Regions from separate parts of the Homo sapiens genome. Here all the other regions are linked to region 1. A link is a contact called in ENCODE Hi-C or POLR2A ChIA-PET data. All regions are on one chromosome and are shown on one strand. The core of a region is the stretch at or near the end of the contact, and the rest is flanking DNA. Distances in the headings are between cores, read along the strand shown.

What was found. Hi-C counts contacts between places; a loop is a spot of excess contacts on that map. ChIA-PET counts read pairs that join two places held with the same protein, here RNA polymerase II (POLR2A). Pooled maps may share reads with other maps.
Region 2: a loop to region 1 is called in a pooled map, with 9 times the contacts of the local background. The contact joins the promoter of ZNF616 here to the promoter of ZNF320 in region 1. A Hi-C loop is called at or near these places in 8 of 50 pooled maps.
Region 3: a pooled map shows a loop between it and region 1 (4-fold over the local background). The contact joins the promoter of ZNF331 here to the promoter of ZNF320 in region 1. A Hi-C loop is called at or near these places in 2 of 37 single-sample maps with no recorded cell type and 7 of 50 pooled maps.
Region 4: a map of ascending aorta shows a loop between it and region 1 (8-fold over the local background). The contact joins the promoter of ZNF480 here to the promoter of ZNF320 in region 1. A Hi-C loop is called at or near these places in 1 of 168 maps with a recorded cell type or tissue (ascending aorta), 1 of 37 single-sample maps with no recorded cell type and 8 of 50 pooled maps.
Region 5: a loop to region 1 is called in a map of CD8-positive, alpha-beta T cell, with 19 times the contacts of the local background. The contact joins the promoter of ZNF813 here to the promoter of ZNF320 in region 1. A Hi-C loop is called at or near these places in 1 of 168 maps with a recorded cell type or tissue (CD8-positive, alpha-beta T cell) and 7 of 50 pooled maps. POLR2A ChIA-PET finds 5 or more read pairs at or near these places in 1 of 52 experiments (H1).

What each region holds. Positions count from the first base shown.
Region 1 is chr19:52,896,135-52,899,152 of GRCh38, reverse strand. ZNF320 (zinc finger protein 320) reads left to right here and starts at 1,518. Exons shown (of 6, transcript NM_001351774.2): 1 at 1,518-1,633. RefSeq lists enhancers at 1,504-1,583, 1,784-1,983.
Region 2 is chr19:52,138,401-52,141,418 of GRCh38, reverse strand. It overlaps ZNF616 (zinc finger protein 616), which reads left to right and starts at 1,481. Exons shown (of 4, transcript NM_178523.5): 1 at 1,481-1,687. RefSeq lists silencers at 1,186-1,235, 1,246-1,525 and an enhancer at 1,646-1,885.
Region 3 is chr19:53,536,605-53,539,622 of GRCh38, reverse strand. It overlaps ZNF331 (zinc finger protein 331), which reads right to left and starts at 1,478. Exons shown (of 6, transcript NM_001079906.2): 1 at 1,327-1,478; 2 at 341-407. RefSeq lists enhancers at 1,399-1,448, 1,234-1,750.
Region 4 is chr19:52,295,650-52,298,667 of GRCh38, reverse strand. ZNF480 (zinc finger protein 480) reads right to left here and starts at 1,499. Exons shown (of 5, transcript NM_144684.4): 1 at 1,445-1,499. It overlaps ZNF766 (zinc finger protein 766), which reads right to left. Exons shown (of 4, transcript NM_001010851.3): 4 at 2,622-3,018. RefSeq lists enhancers at 1,268-1,317, 1,388-1,437.
Region 5 is chr19:53,466,193-53,469,210 of GRCh38, reverse strand. It overlaps ZNF813 (zinc finger protein 813), which reads right to left and starts at 1,478. Exons shown (of 4, transcript NM_001004301.4): 1 at 1,422-1,478. RefSeq lists enhancers at 134-696, 697-1,258, 1,195-1,434 and a silencer at 1,505-1,634.

The DNA.
Region 1 (3,018 bases), core at 269-2,768:
ATAAAAAGCTTCATCGCTACCTTAGTTCACCAAAATGATTCAGCACAAGTGTACTATATGAATCACTATCAATCTATTACACAAAAAGACATAAGTAGCAAAAACAAGAGTAAGAACTCCCACTAATAAAAAGTGAGACTCTCAAAAAGAAGAAATAAAGGAAGACAGAGACCCTCTCATATTGTTTTATACTCAGTACCTGTTTTAAGAAAAAACAACAAGAAAGTAAAACCAAAGACAGGCAGCCCCGGGGCCAGGCCCGAAACCAGGCCTGGGCCTGCCTGGCCTAAACCCAGTAGTTAAAAATCAACTTATGGCTTAGAACCCAATGTTATTCATAGATTCCAGACATTGTATAGAAGAACATTGTAAAACTCCCCGCTCTGTTCTGTTTCTCTCTGACCACCGGTGCATGCATCCCCTGTCACGTACCGCCTGCTCGCTCAAATCAATCACGACCCTTTCATGTGAAATCTTTAGTGTTGTGAACCCTTAAAAAGGACAGAAATTGTGCATTCAGGGAGCTCGGATTTCAAGGCAGTAGATTGCTGACGCTCCCAGCTGAATAAAGCCCTTCCTTCTACAACTCAGTGTCTGAGAAGTTTTGTCTGCCGCTAGCCCTGCTACACACTGTTACAATGTCAATGCTTTTTTTAAAAATCCCTTTTTTTCTTATTGAGGCGGAGGAAGGAGCTCTGGGGTAGAGGGTCTTACTTTGTCGCCCACGCTGGCCTGGACCTCCGGGCTCAGCGGTCTTGCGGCTCCTGCTTCCTGAGTAGCCGGGACCCCAGACTCGCCACCTCGCCCACATCCCTGCTGTGTTTAAGCAGGAGGTGGTGACCTCACTCCTCCCTGGCCTGAGGCCTCCGCTCCGCACCCCAGGCGGTGGCCCTGAGGAAGTCTCTGGAGCTGAGCACAGGGTGGATTCTCCCACCCCAGTGAATGGAAAATAGAAAGGGAGAGGATTTGCTATTCTGTTCTGTGGGCCGTCAGCAGGAAATTGGAGGTTTCGCTGAGGCAGAGCTTTGTATTTCGCATTCTAGTTTGCATTCCTTCCCTTGACAACTTCCAGATTTTGGACATAAATTGCTAAAATTAATTTCAATAGCAAGGAACTTTCCTGGGTCCAATGACCGCCTCACGTTGACTTCTCAGGGAGGTACTATTTCAATGACTGCTGAGCTGCTCCAGCCTCACTGGCGGCTTTCGCCTCCAAAACCTGGAAAAAAGGCGCAGAGAGCGAGATGGAGGAAAGCTCAGGACCCACCCGCTTCTCGCCCCCGCCGACCCCTCATAGCCCAGGACTCTTCTCCCAGCCAGGCCCCTTGTTTCTCAACCCCGCCCCGGCCTTGTTCAGGCCCCGCCCACCTCTTCGCGTCTCATCCCGGCCTAGTCCAGGCCCCGCCTACCTTCTCGGGGGTCCCGCCCAGGCCTGGCCTCTGTCCTGCGCTGATTGGCATAGACCCGGAAGCGGATGGCAGGGACTGAAGGTCACACCACAGCGCGTGAGTTTCGCTCTGTTTTATGTGTGCTTCCCAGTCCTGTGGTGCTGCTATACCGGGGACGTTGAGTCCCCACAGACCTGGAAATTGCGGCCCCTCTTTCTCAACCCAGAGCAAATTGAGACGTCCGGGTGAGAGTCCGTGAGTCCCTTCGAGTTTAAAGTGGCCCTGAGGCAGGTCCCGTCCTCGGTCTTTCTGCAGTGGGGTCGTGCAGACACCTCCTATCGCGGAATTTTCCTTCTCAAAACCCTTCCTGACCTGTCCTCCCGCCTCGCGCTGTTTCAAGTCCTCACCCGCGAGCTGGATTCCAGCCCTAGGCGCCTCCCACCGTCGCTCTCGGCGGCTTCAGGAGCGCCGCGCCTCAACCCCGGTTCCCGGGAGGCCGCGTCCTCTGCCTGGTCCTAAGATCCTGCAGACGCCACCCCTGTCCGAAGGCTCCGTCGCTCCCCACCTCCCTCCTTGTGCGGTGTTGCTACCTAGTTCCAACTCCTGGAAAACGAATATATGCAATCAAGAAAGCACTCCACAGAGGGGAGTGGGCCCGAGCCAGCGTCTCCGGGGACCCGTTTAGAAAGTTTTAGGGGGTTAAAGTATTTATTTTGAGGTCCCTATGGGCTACCCCTTATCTGGATGAAGGATTTTTGGCCCTTGGCCAACGAAATGCTGAGGTGAATTGGCCCGAGGCCGGAGCAGATGGGTGCCCTATGCAGATGAAGGTGTGGCCGGTGCTTGGCCATGGCCACTCCTGGGCTCTTTCCCTTTCTGAGACGTGGTGGAAGGAGGAGGGCGGTAGGGACAGCGGCCTTTGATCCTTTGTTACTCCGGATGGGGAGATGGGGTTTTTCCTTTTTGTCTAGTTTTAGAAAGTTTGCCTTAATTGGCCTTAGATTCGCTGCCCCCAGACCCAGGACCCAGGTATTTCTTTTTTATTCTTTTTTATTGGAGATGGGGTCTCACTCTGTTGCCCAGGCGGGAGAGCGGTGACAGGATCACAGCTCACTGCATCATCAACATCCTATGCTCAAGCGATCCTGTCACCTCAGCCTGCAGAGTAGCTGGGACCACAGCCGCGCGCCACCACACCGCGCTAATTTTTGTGTACTTGGTAGAGACGGGCTTTTGCCTTGTTGCTCAGGCTGGTCTCCAACTCCAGGGCTCAAGCGATCCAGCTGTATCGCCCTCCCAAAATGCTGGAATTACAGGCATGAGCCACCATGCCCGCCTTGTTTCTTAATTAAAAAATAAATAAATAAAAATAAAGGCCGTGTGCAATGGCTCATGCCTGTAATCCCAGCACTTTGGGAGGCCAAGGCGGGCAGATCACCTGAGGTCAGGAGTTCGAGACCAGCCTAGTCAACATGGCGAAATCTCGTGTCGAATAAAATACAGAAATTAGCCAGGTGTGATGTCGGGCGCCTGTAATCCCAGCTACTCAGGAGGCTGAGGCAGCAGAATCCCTTGGACAGGGAGGGGGAGGTTGCAGTGAGCTGAGATCATGCCACTGCACTCCAGCCTG
Region 2 (3,018 bases), core at 232-2,731, 760 kb after region 1:
TTTCTTCATGGTCCAGAACATATAAAAAAAAATAGAGGAAGCAGATAAGCTGTAGGTCTCTTTTTCTTTATGGCCAAGGACATATGGCCTTTCTGTGGAAAGAACGTAAATAAGTCACAAACTTTCTGCTTTCATTTATCATCAAACGCCTCAGCTAACAGAAGAATGCAAGTTAGCTCCCTGCTACCTTGGCCTCCCAAAGTGTGGGGATTATAGGCGTTAGCCACTGCACCCAACCAAATCTCCTCTTCTCATGGCTCACTGCAGCCTTCACCTCCTGGGCTCAAATGATCCTCCTTCCTTACCCTTCCGAGTTGCTGGGCCCACACGTGCAGGCCACCATGTCCAGATAATTTAATTTTTTGTAGAGAGGTCTGGCTATGTTGCCCAGGATGATCTCAAATCCCTGGCCTCAAGCAATTCTGACACCTCAGCTTCCCAAGTAGCTGGGACTACAAGAGTGCATTACCAAGCCTGGCTACTTTTTGTATTTCTTGTAGAGATGGGGGTCTCACGATGCTGTCCAGGCTGGTTTTGAACTCTTGAGCTCAAGTGACCTGCCCACCTGGGCCTCCAAAACTGCTGGCCCATCTCAAAAGACTTAATCCATTTCAGTATCAACTCTCAAAAGTCTTAATCCATTCCTGTATCAGCTCTTAGGGCAGAATACCCCCTAAATATTATCTGAACCACACATGGGTGAGAATCAAGGTGTGATTCATCCTGAGGCAAAATTTCTGCCCAGCTGTGAATCTGTGAGGCCAGAGAAGTTATCTGCTTCCAAAATATAATGGTGATAAAGGCATAGGATACATCCCCCAGCCCTGGTAACCACCCTTCTAATCTGTTACTGTAAATTTGACGTTTGTACTTTGCACGTGTAAAAGCACAGGCAGTATTTGTCTTTCTGTGTCTAGCATATTTCGCTTGGCATAATGTCTTCCGGGTTCCTGGATCCAGCCACGGCTCCACATCAAATCCCCAGCGAGATCCTAGTTCCCTGACTATTGAGTAGCTTCAGCATCATCGGCAAGAGTGGATGGAGTCCACCAAGCTTGTAAAAATCGGTTTTGACTTAGTTCAACTTGTTAAGAAATCATCTTAGTTTCTAATATAAGTGGACCACAACTTTAAGCTTTAACCTTAAATTTTGAAACATTAACTTAAAATAGGCAGGCAGCAACGCTGCTTCACAGGACAAGAAGTAGTCAGAAAACCAAAGACATGCTGCCTGTGAACCAGAGTAAATAACAGGCTCTATTTCGGCCCCGCTTACCCCATGAAACCCCGCCCCATCCTCCGCCGCGGCTCCGTCCCGCCCCACCTAGCCACGCCCACTGCCGCTCCGGCCCGGCTCCACCCTCTCAGGGTCCCTCCCCGAGTCAGGCCCCTCTTTCCGACCCGCCCCTTGCTGGTCGCGGCTCGCCCAGGCCCCGCCCCCTGGCCTCCCAGTTTTTTCTCTCCGCTAGCAGTTTCCGTCACTCCCGGAAGCAGATTGCGCCAGGGAAAGGCCTTATCGCTGTGTGTGTGTTTCAGTCTACGTGGATTAAACATTACTTCGCTCCGTCTGCCTGGATTAAACGTGCACTTTGCAGTCCTCACTTCTCCGTACCAGTGATCTGGGGATCGCTACGGACCTTAAAATACCCATAGCCCCTTCGCCCCTGCAACAGGCACTTCTCCCCACGTAAGTCCGAGAATTGCTTCCCTGTCGGTTTAAAATCTCTCTCAGGCTGTTCCTTGCCCCCTGCCTTTCTGCCATGTAGATAACCATGTCGATAACCCCATTCAGGTCGTGTTCCTGCTTAAAACTCTCATTGACCCCTGCTTCGGCCCCGGGCGAAGTCAAGTCCTCCCTCGCGAGGTGGATTCCCACCAGTCGAGACCCCCGAGCTTCGCCCTTGTCGACGCCTGGAGGGGAGCGCCCGCTGCCCAGCTCCTGAAGGAGCCGCTTCTTCTCCCAGGTCCTGGGATTCTGCAGACCCTCCCTGTCCTGAGACACCGTCCCCCGCGCCACCTAGTGTCCTCCGCGCGCCACCTAGTGTCCTCCTCACGCCGGGTCCTTCCCCTCCCCAGGCTGCCCCTTCACAGCCACTGCTTTTCCTGACTCCGCGTTGCAGGAGGTCACCCGAGTCTGTCTTGTGACACCCACTGTCGTTCCTTCCCAAATTTTTACTCCACTGGAAAATGTGCTCTTCCGGGAGGTGGGCATCGTATTCCTCCCCTTTCCTCCTGAATGTGTGGGTGAGAGGGATCAGGAGAGGAAAAGAGGGGGAGCGACGGGACAGAAAGAAAAACTGGGGAGAAAAGAATGAGTACACGGCAAAATGGATGATAATTTAGGTACTGGCAAAGAGAGCAAGAGTGCAAGAGGACGCATGGAGAAAGTAGCACGGGGAGAAAAGCACATAAAGAAATTAGGGAAAAGGGAGAGCTTCAGGGAGCTGAAGGGCAGCAAAATAGAGAGGGGCGGCAAAGGAGGAGGCACTGCAGTCAGACGCGGGGGGCGGAAAAGGTAAGAGTCGGAGCCGCGGCTGACAGAGCCACGTGGTGCTGGGACTGAAGGAGAGGGGAGTGGGTAACAAAGGAGAGTAGAGGGAGAACCACAGCAAGGAGGAAGCCTAGGAAGTTGGGGGTGCTAGAGAGTGGGAACAAAGGAGATGTAACAGGGAAAAGGGAATTTAACAGGGAAGAGGGATTTTAACAGGGAGAGCAGACAGGGAGCTCAGATGGGGGAAAAGAGGCAGGAATACGTGGCGGCTGGGGACAATGGGAAAGTTTGGGGAGAAAGAGCAACAAGAGGTGAAATAAATTTCGAAGCATTGGGCAGAATAGACATAAAAGAGGGAATAAAGAAAGGGGAGAAAAACAGCAAAGGGAAAAAAGACGTGCAGAATGAGAGCGGGAAACACATAGTAGTGAAGAGAGTGGGCGAGGACCCCACCCAGATGAGCTGTGAGTTGATTGGATATGGATGGTGGTTTTAATGTATTGATTTGTGACTTTATACTCTAATTT
Region 3 (3,018 bases), core at 229-2,728, 640 kb before region 1:
AGGTTAAGGATAACAGTTCTAGGCCATTTGAGGCTGTGGTTCATTTTGTGAACCTGCAAACACCCATCCCAGTTACCTTCATATGTACGTTGCTCCTGATGTACAGACATCCAGACTTAGCACAAAACAGCAGCACTCACTGTGCACTCCCACTCAGGGGTGCGCGTCTATGGGTTTTATGCGTGTTAATGCATTTCACCCTCCTCACAAGCCTATCTTCAGAAGGCTCAAAAAGCTAAGAGGCAGAAACAGGACTCAAATCTTGGTCATCTACCTTTAATGTTTGGTCTTAAGTCTTATAAACACATATCATTTAATATAAAAAAAAAAGGATACTCACCTGACCCTTTCAGATGTTTAACGATTCGTCTTCCTCCTCGGGGATGCTTTTTCTGAAGGATGCTGGCCTGGGGAAAACAGAACCGGAAGGGTAACACCTGCCATACCTAATAAAACCAATGAGAAATACGAGGCCCCGAGATGGAGTTTCTGGGAGATTCCTGAAGAGCACGCTGTGGCGATTGAGATGATGACGCGTGGAGCTGCCCCCCTCCCTGTCTCCCACATCAGGGACCTGTCCCTCTACAGGAGGAATTCTACTCCTGAGGCCACCGTCCCCTGTCACTCAGGTGGCCTGCATGCACAGCACTTCTGGCTCTGAAAGCGTCACCTCATGGCTGTTTCTGCCTTCTTGCTGGTGAATTTCCAGGCGAGGCTCAGGCGCTCACGTCCCTCCGCGGCCCTTGTTCTCAGGCAGGTACCGCTTGGTTAGGAGGTGAAGGCAGGGGAAGCAGCAGAGACGCTGGAGCTACAAGTTGCACTGTCACACACACCTGCATCACTCAGAAGGCCCGATCATCCATCCCAGCACAGAGACGCTGAAGCTACAGGTTGTGTTGTCACACACACCTGCGTCACCCAGAAGGCCCGATCACCCATCCCAGCACAAGTCTGCACAGCTCAGCCTCACCACAGCTCACTCTGTCCTGAGACACATCTGCGCCCCTCATACCCACTAACGCCCAGCACGGCCATGCTACGGGCCCCACCACCCCACACGGTGCAGAGGTGCATCCGTGGGCCACGGAGACCCGTCCCGACCGCTGCCCCCGCACAACCCCCAGAGCGCACCTCACGGAGCAGAGTCCCAGGGACGCACCGCCGAGGTTCACAGGCACGGGCTGCGTTGACCCAAAGCCTCTGGAGCACCCCCGGTCACCAGTTATGGGGAGAGCCCGGCTGTGTCACCCCACACTCTCCAGCAAGTGCGTCACCGTCAGAAGCCCCGTGCCCGTCTCCCCTCGGAGCCACGCGCACCAATCTCACCTGCGCGGACTGGCGGAGATGCAGCGGCTGCGTCACTGGTGCAAACGCGCACCCAGCACGGCCCCCATCGCCCCCAATGACGCTCGCGTGCACCCGTGTCACAGTTACGGGGACAGGGCCGCCGCGTCAGCCTCGTACTCCCACGCAAGTGCGTCACACACTCGGTCCCGCCACCCCCTGGAGGCCAGCGCGCATGCGCACGCGCACCCAGCGGCCGCAGCGCGCAGACAGCAGCAGAGCCCGACACGCATGTGCACACAGACCCCTACACGTATGTGCACGTACCCAGACCCCGACACGTATGTGAGCGTACACAGACCCCCGATACATAGCGTGCTCAGCTGTTGACGTGCCTGTGCGGGCACACAGACCCTGACGGGCGTGTGCGCACGCACAGATGCCGACACGCATGTGCAGACACAACAGAGCCCGACACACACGTGCGCCTGCACAGATGCTGACACGCGGACACACTGACACGTGTGCGTGCACCCCTCCCATCCCTTTCCCTCCTCCCACTCTCCCAAAGCCGCAGACGCACCCGGTAGTCCCCCAACGCTGGGGCCTCGGGAGAGGGTGAGGCTAGAAGAGGACGCGGGGCCGTCGGGGGAAACCAGAGCCCCAAGCCCCGTGTTCCAGCATGCAGCACGGCGTACTCCTGGATGGTCTCTGGGAAATGTAGTCCGGGACGGTCCCAGGCAGGGGCCTCAGGGCGCGTCCCAGGTCGGTGCCGGAGCGGGCAGCCCCAAGCTAAGCCCTTCCTGGTCCCTGCAGACGCCCCTTCCCGACTGGGAAAGGAGCTGTGTCACCCCAGCTGGGACCCCGTCTGGCCTCTTGAGTGGGGTGATGCCGGGCGAGCCATGGCTGTCCTCAGAAGGGTATCCTCTCCTAGCCCCTCTGGAGCGTCACCTGGAATTCTCTGCAGGCCGCTAGCACAGGCTGCCGGAGCTGCTATTCGGTGTCCCTTGCTTGCTGCATTGTAAACAATGTACAGGTAGCAGTTATGCCCCGTGAGTCCCGCTCTCATTCCAAGTACTAACGTCACAGGGTCTACAGGATGTTGCAGGTACTTAACCACAGTCTCATTTTGACTCAAAATCCCACTTTTTGGTATTTATGCCAAGGAAGTAGCTATAGTTGTACACAATGTTGAAGTATGTTCACAAAATGCTTTTTTTCTGAAAATCTTTTTCTCTTTTAATTAGATAGACTTTAGATTCATATGTAGTTACAAGAAATAAAATTGAGAGATCTTGTGTACCTTTCACCTGGTTACCTCAGCTGGTGATTGTAGTATATAATACCACAACCAGAAGATTAACATTGATGTAATCCACTGACGTTACCCAGAATTTCCAGAGAATAATTTTTTGTTTGTTTGTTTGTTTGTTTTGAGACGGAGTTTCGCTCTTGTTGCCCAGGCTCAAGTGCAATGGTGCGATCTCGGCTCACTGCAACCTCCGCCTCCTGGGTTCAAGGGGTTCTCCTGCGTCAGCCTCCCCAGTAGCTGGGATGACAGGCATGCGCTACCACGCCCGGCTAATTTTTTTTGTATTTTTAGAAGAGACGGGGTTTCTCTATGTTGGTCAGGCTGGACTCGAACTCCCGACCTCAGGTGATCCGCCTGCCTCGGCCTCACAAAGTGCAGGAATTACAGGCGTGAGCCACCACACCCAGTCGAGAATAATTTTT
Region 4 (3,018 bases), core at 250-2,749, 600 kb after region 1:
TCTCCACCTATTTGTCTCTTTTTTTTTTTTTTCCCTGAGACGGAGTTTTGCTCTTGTCGCCCAGCCTGGAGTGCAATGGCGCAATCTCAGCTCACTGCAACCTCCGCCTCCCGGGTTCAAGCAATTCTCCTGCCTCAGCCTCCTGAGTAGCTGGGATTACACGCGCGCGCTGACGCCCGGCTAATTTTTGCATTTTTAGTAGAGATGGGGTTTCACCATGTTGCCCACGCTGGTCTCAAACTCCTGACCTCACGTGATCCACCCACCTTGGCCTCCCAAAGTGCTGGGATTACAGGCGTGAGCCACTGTGCCCGGTCTTGCCTCTTCCCCTGACTCTACTCCCCCTCTGCTCTCTCTGTTAAATCCCTTCTTTTCTGTTACACCCCCTTGTCCCCACTCTCTGGCACCCTGAGATCCCAGGCCTCCACCTGCTGTGGTTCTCCCTCTGCTCTCGTTGTCACCAGCTGACTCCTCTTGCTGTCCCAGCACCACGCTGCTCTGTCTGCCCTGGCTCCAAATCCCTCCCCCTCTCCCCCACTCTCAAACTGAGGAACTTCCCACTTTGCTGCCCCTCTCACTATCTTGCTGTCCTTCATCTCTCCGGAGATGGAACTTTTCTCTGCATTTCTCCAGTTGCTTTTTTCCCCCTGCTACTTTCTCGGCTTCATTCGCTGTCTCTGCAAATCCTCCATCCACTCTCTACTTTGCCATCTGCTTACGGCTCTCCCTCAATCTTCTTTTCTCCTTCAAAATTTTTCTCTTTCTTCTCCCTCGCTCTCCGTCTCTCTTTCTGCACACATTCACATGGAAGGAATTGGGATCCGATGTCCACAAGCAGAACACCTTTTCAGTGGGGTGTTATTTGGCCCGCAAGAACACTGGATGTCAAGAGACAGAGTAAGTCACCTCCCCACACGCAGGGTTAGGAGAAGCGGTGTCTGGGAAGAGGAGGCCTGGGGAGTAGCGGGGCCCCGTATCAAGGAGGGTAAAGGTAGGGTCTGGATCAAGAGATGGGTGGCGTCTGCAGAATCCCAGCACTGGGCAGAAGACGCGGCTTCTCCTGGATTGAGATTGGAGCGCTGTGCTCCAGGGCCAACAAAGGCGAGGCTTGGGGGACCGCATAGACCGGAATCCGCCTAGCGGGGGAGGACTTTACGCTGTGCGGGGCGGATGTAAGCATCACTGAAGGACTTGAAACAGGAAAACTCCGCGACAGGAGGTGACTACATGGCCCTGTGGCAGAAGGACGGGGGACAGGACCCGCCGCCGAGCGATTTAAACACACAGGGAAGCGACCGCCTGACTCTCACGGAGACGCCTGAATTTGGTCGGGGTAGAGGGAGCGGTGCGAGGATTTCAAGGTCTGTGTGGCCCCTCAGATCCCGGGTACAGAAGCGCGGGGGAGTTGGGAAGCGCAGATTAATTTACACAAAGGGAAACTCACGCGCCGCGGCGTGACCTTCACTCCACGCGATCCGCTTCCGGGTTTGTGGGAAACTGCGCGCGCAGCGGAGGGGTCCGAGCGGGGCGGGGGCGGGGGCGGGGGCGGGGGCGGGGGCGGGGGCGGGGGCGGGGGCGGGGGCGGGGGCGGGGGCGGGGGCGGGGGCGGGGGCGGGGCGGAGTGGGGCTTGCGCTTCCCTCCGCCTCGCTTCCAGTGCCTCTGTTTTCCGGGTTTTGCCGGGGAGACCTGTCAAGGAGACTGGAGCAACTCAGCTGTCTCGGAACTGTACTCTTGCCGGGACTGAGCAAAGTCGGCTAATGATTAGATCCAGGAAAATTCCTGCTATTAAAGTTAATCTTAAGCCGACCGTGCGGTCGGGCACCTGTAGTCCCGGCTACCCCGAAGACTGAGGCGGGAGGATCGCTTGAGCCCAGGAGTTCGAGTTTACACTGAGTTATGACGGCCACTGCACTCCAGCTTGGGCGACAGAGACTCAGTCTCTCAAATAAATACATAAAAAACTAAATTTAGCAATTTAATTAAGCCCTGGGATTGTCTGTGAAAGCGACGCAAGTTAATACATGAACTGCAAAGCCCTGCCTGGGCAGAATGTGCAATTTCATGCTGACGGCCCACAAAGCAGAATAGAAATCCTCTCCTTTTCTATTCCCTGTTCTTTCGGGAGGGACAGAGGTAACCCTGTGCTCAGCTCCAGAGAGTTTTCTAGTGACAGCACCAGGGGCATGGAGGGCTAAGGCCAGTGAGAATTTAGGTCACCAATTGTTGGTTTTAAAAAAGCATTAACCGGGCGAGGTGGCTCACACCTGTAATCCCAGCACTTTGGGAGGTCAAGGCAGGTGGATCATTTGAGGTCAGGAGTTCGAGACCAGCCTGGCCAACACGGTAAAACCCCATCTCTACTAAAAATACAAAAATTAGCTGGGCATGGTGGCATACGCGTGTAATCCCAGCTACTCAGGAAGCTGAGGCAGGAGAATCGCTTGAACCTGGGAGGCGGAGGTTGCAGTGAGCTGAGATTGTGCCACTGCACTCCAGACCAGGCAACAGAACAAGACTCTGTCTCAAAAAAAAAAAAAAAAAGTCAAAAAATATGTTAATTTAACATTCTCAGGATTTTAAAACTACAAAATGCTGATGAAAGAAATCAAAGACACCCAGATAGAGACATATACAATATCAATTTATTGATAAACTCAACATAGAAAAAAATGTGAAATTACCCCAAATTGATACACAGGGTTAATATATTTACTATCAAGGCACTTCGTAGATACTGACAAGATTATCCAAACAATTATGTAGAAAAGCAAAAAACAAAACAAACCAACAGAAATCCCAAAAAACCTGGAATAGCTCAAACATCTGAAAAAAAAGATAGAGCAGCATGCTCCCGGGAGGTGAAGGTTGCAGTGAGCTGAGATCACTCCATTGCACTCCAGCTTAGGCAACAAGAGTGAAACTCCATCTCAAAAAAATAAATAATAAAATAAATAAATAAAATAAAGATAAAGGGTTGGAATCACTTCACGTTACTTCAAGTCCTCTAATATAGTGAA
Region 5 (3,018 bases), core at 229-2,728, 570 kb before region 1:
AATCCGTAACTTTAGCCCCAACCCTGTGCTCACAGAAACATGTGCTGTATTGAATCAAGGTTTAATGGATTTAGGGCTGTGCAGGGTGTGCCTTGTTAACAATATGTTTGCAGGCAGTATGCTTGGTAAAAGTCATCGCCATTCTCCATTCTCAGTTAACCAGGGACACAATGCACTGCGGAAAGCCGCAGGGACCTCTGCCCTAGAAAGCCTGGGTATTGTCCAAGTTTCCCCCCACTGAGACAGCCTGAGATATGGCCTCGTGGGAAAGGAAAGACCTTACATCCCCCAGCCGGACACCCGTAAAGAGTCTGTGCTGAGGAGGAGTAGTGAAAGAGGAAGGCCTCTTTGCAGTTGAGATAAGAGGAAGACTTCTGTCTCCTGCTGGTCCCTGGGAATGGAATGTCTAGGTGTAAAGCTGACCATTTCCATTCGTTCTATTCTGAGATAGGAGAAAACCGCCCTGTGGCTGGAGGCGAGATATGCTGGCAGCAATACTGCTCTGTGACTCTTTGCTACACTGAGATGTTTGGGTGAAGAGAAACATAAATCTAGCCTACGTGCACATCTGGGCACAGTACCTTTCCTTGAACTTATTCATGATATAGATTCCTTTGCTCACATGTTTTCTTGCTGACCTCTCCCCACCTGTTGCCCTGCTACACTCCCCTCACTAGGACAGTAAAAATAATGATCAATAAATACTGAGGGAACTCAGAGGCTGGCACTGGTGCCGGTCCTCCGTATGCTGAGCGCCGGTCCCCTGGGCCCACTGTCCTTTCTCTATACTTTGTCTTTGTGTCTTATTTCTTTTCTCAGTCTCTCTTCCCACCTGACGAGAAATACCCACAGGTGTGGAAGGGCTGGCCTCCTTCAACAGGACAAGCCCCGGGCACCTCCCCAACGTGGGCTCAGGGGAAGCCGTGACTGCGGAGGGGAGACCTAGGAAGCAGCAGGGCCCGGCAGGAGGAGGGAGGTGGGGGGGGGGGGGCGCGAGGGCGCCTTAAGACAAGGGTGGGGTCTGCAGGATCCCGGGACCAGACAGAGGACGCGGCCTTCCCGGGACTGGGGCCGCGGTTCTGCGCTCCACCGGCCGAAGTGGGCGAGAATCCACCCCTTGGGTGAGGACTTCAAAAAGCGCGGGGTGGGAGGAGTCAGAGAAAGGTTTAGAGCAGGAAAAATGCGCGATAGAAAGTGTATACATTGCCCTATAGCAGAAAGACCCGGGACGGGACCAGCCTCAGGGCGACCTTAAACACAAAAGGAAGCGACCCCCGGACTCTCACGGGGTCGTCTCAATTTGCTCTGGGTGAAGGAAGACGGCTGAGAATTTCCAGGTTTGTGGGGACCCCACGCCCCAGGTACAGAAGCGCCAGGGACCTGGGAAGTGCAGACCTAATACAACACAGAGCCAAACTCACGCGCTGCCGTGGGACCGTCACTCCACGCGATCCGCTTCCGGGTTTTCGCGAATCTGCGCGCAGGACAGAAGCCAGGCCTGGGCGGGACCTGGGAGGTGGGCGGGGCCTGACGAAGCAGGGGCGGGGCGAGAGGCGGAGAGACTTTGCCCTTTGGAAGGCGCAGAGGGCGGGGCCGGGGTGGGACCTGTGAGTCCGTCACCCTCGCTCCAGCGCCTGTTTTAGGGTTTTGGAGTCGAGACCGGCCAGTAAGGTTGAGGCACTATTCAAAAGCCCTGGAATTGTCTGGAACGGGGATGCAAACTAGAATGTGAAATGCAAAGCCCTGCCTGGGCGGAAGGTACGATTTCATGCTGACGGCCCACAAAACAAAATAGAAATCCTCCCCCTTTCTATTCTCCATTCACTCAGGAGGGCAAGTCCACCCCGTGCTCAACTTCAGAGATTTCCCTAAAGCCACCGCCATGGATGCGGGACGGAGTGCTCAGGCCAGGGAGGAGTGAGGTGACCACCTGCTGGATGGGGCGCCGGGGTGGGAGGGATGCGCGCGCGGGGGCAGGAGCCTGAGGTCCCAGCTACTCAGGAAGCAGCGGCGGGAGGATCGCTGAGCCTGGGGGTCCAGGCCAGCCTGAGCGACAAAGTAACACCCCCTCCCGCAGCGCTTCCTTCCTCGTCTCTTTTTTTCCTTTTTTTTTTTTAATGTTTTAAAATACAATTTTGATTGTGTGAGATAGGGATCCAACAGTATTCTTTTCCATCTGGATATTCAGTTAGTTGTCTCAGCACGTTTGTGGAAGAGATTTATTACTTTATTTATTTACTTATTTCTTTTGAGACAGAGTATTTCTCTGTCGCCCAGGCTAGAGGGCAGTAACGGGATCTCGGTTCACTGCAGCCTCTTCCCTCTTGGGTTCAAGCGATTCCCCTGCCTCAGCCTCCGGAGTACCTGCCATTACATTCGCGTGCCACCATGCCTGGCTAATTTTTGTATTTTTGTAGACGGGTTTCACCATGTTGGCCAGGCTGGTCTCAAACTCTTGACTTCAAGTGATCCGCCTGCCTCGGCCTCCCAAAGTGCTGGCATTACAGGCGTGAGCCACTGCACCTGGCCCAACAAATACTTTTTACTTCACTTTCCAATTGTTGAGAAAACATAATTGAAAACAAACAAAAAGTCTTCCCCCCAATGAGAAATCATCTCCACGACGACAATAGAGAAAGAAATTAAAACCATTTCATTAATAAATAAGCCTTAGGCCAGATTATGATGCGAAATAGACAAACAGCTAAGAGGTTGAAAAGAGAGAAAGAAACTTCACTGTTCTATACAACCCATTAAGTACATGTTTTCAAGATAAACACTAATCAGTCCTCAGGGAAGAGGACTTGACAACACCCTTGGTCACACATAGTTCATCCTGGCTCTACTTGGTAATGGAGGTAACCATCTGTGTCAGCTAAGTAGCTTCATGCCGAGGAGGGGAAGAAACCCTAACCCATGTTTTTTTGACAAGTGTGAGTTTTACAACATGGCGACAGGTGCCCTCTGTAGTGAGGCTCCTAAAATCCGACAGAAACTGATGTCAGCAGTAAATAATAA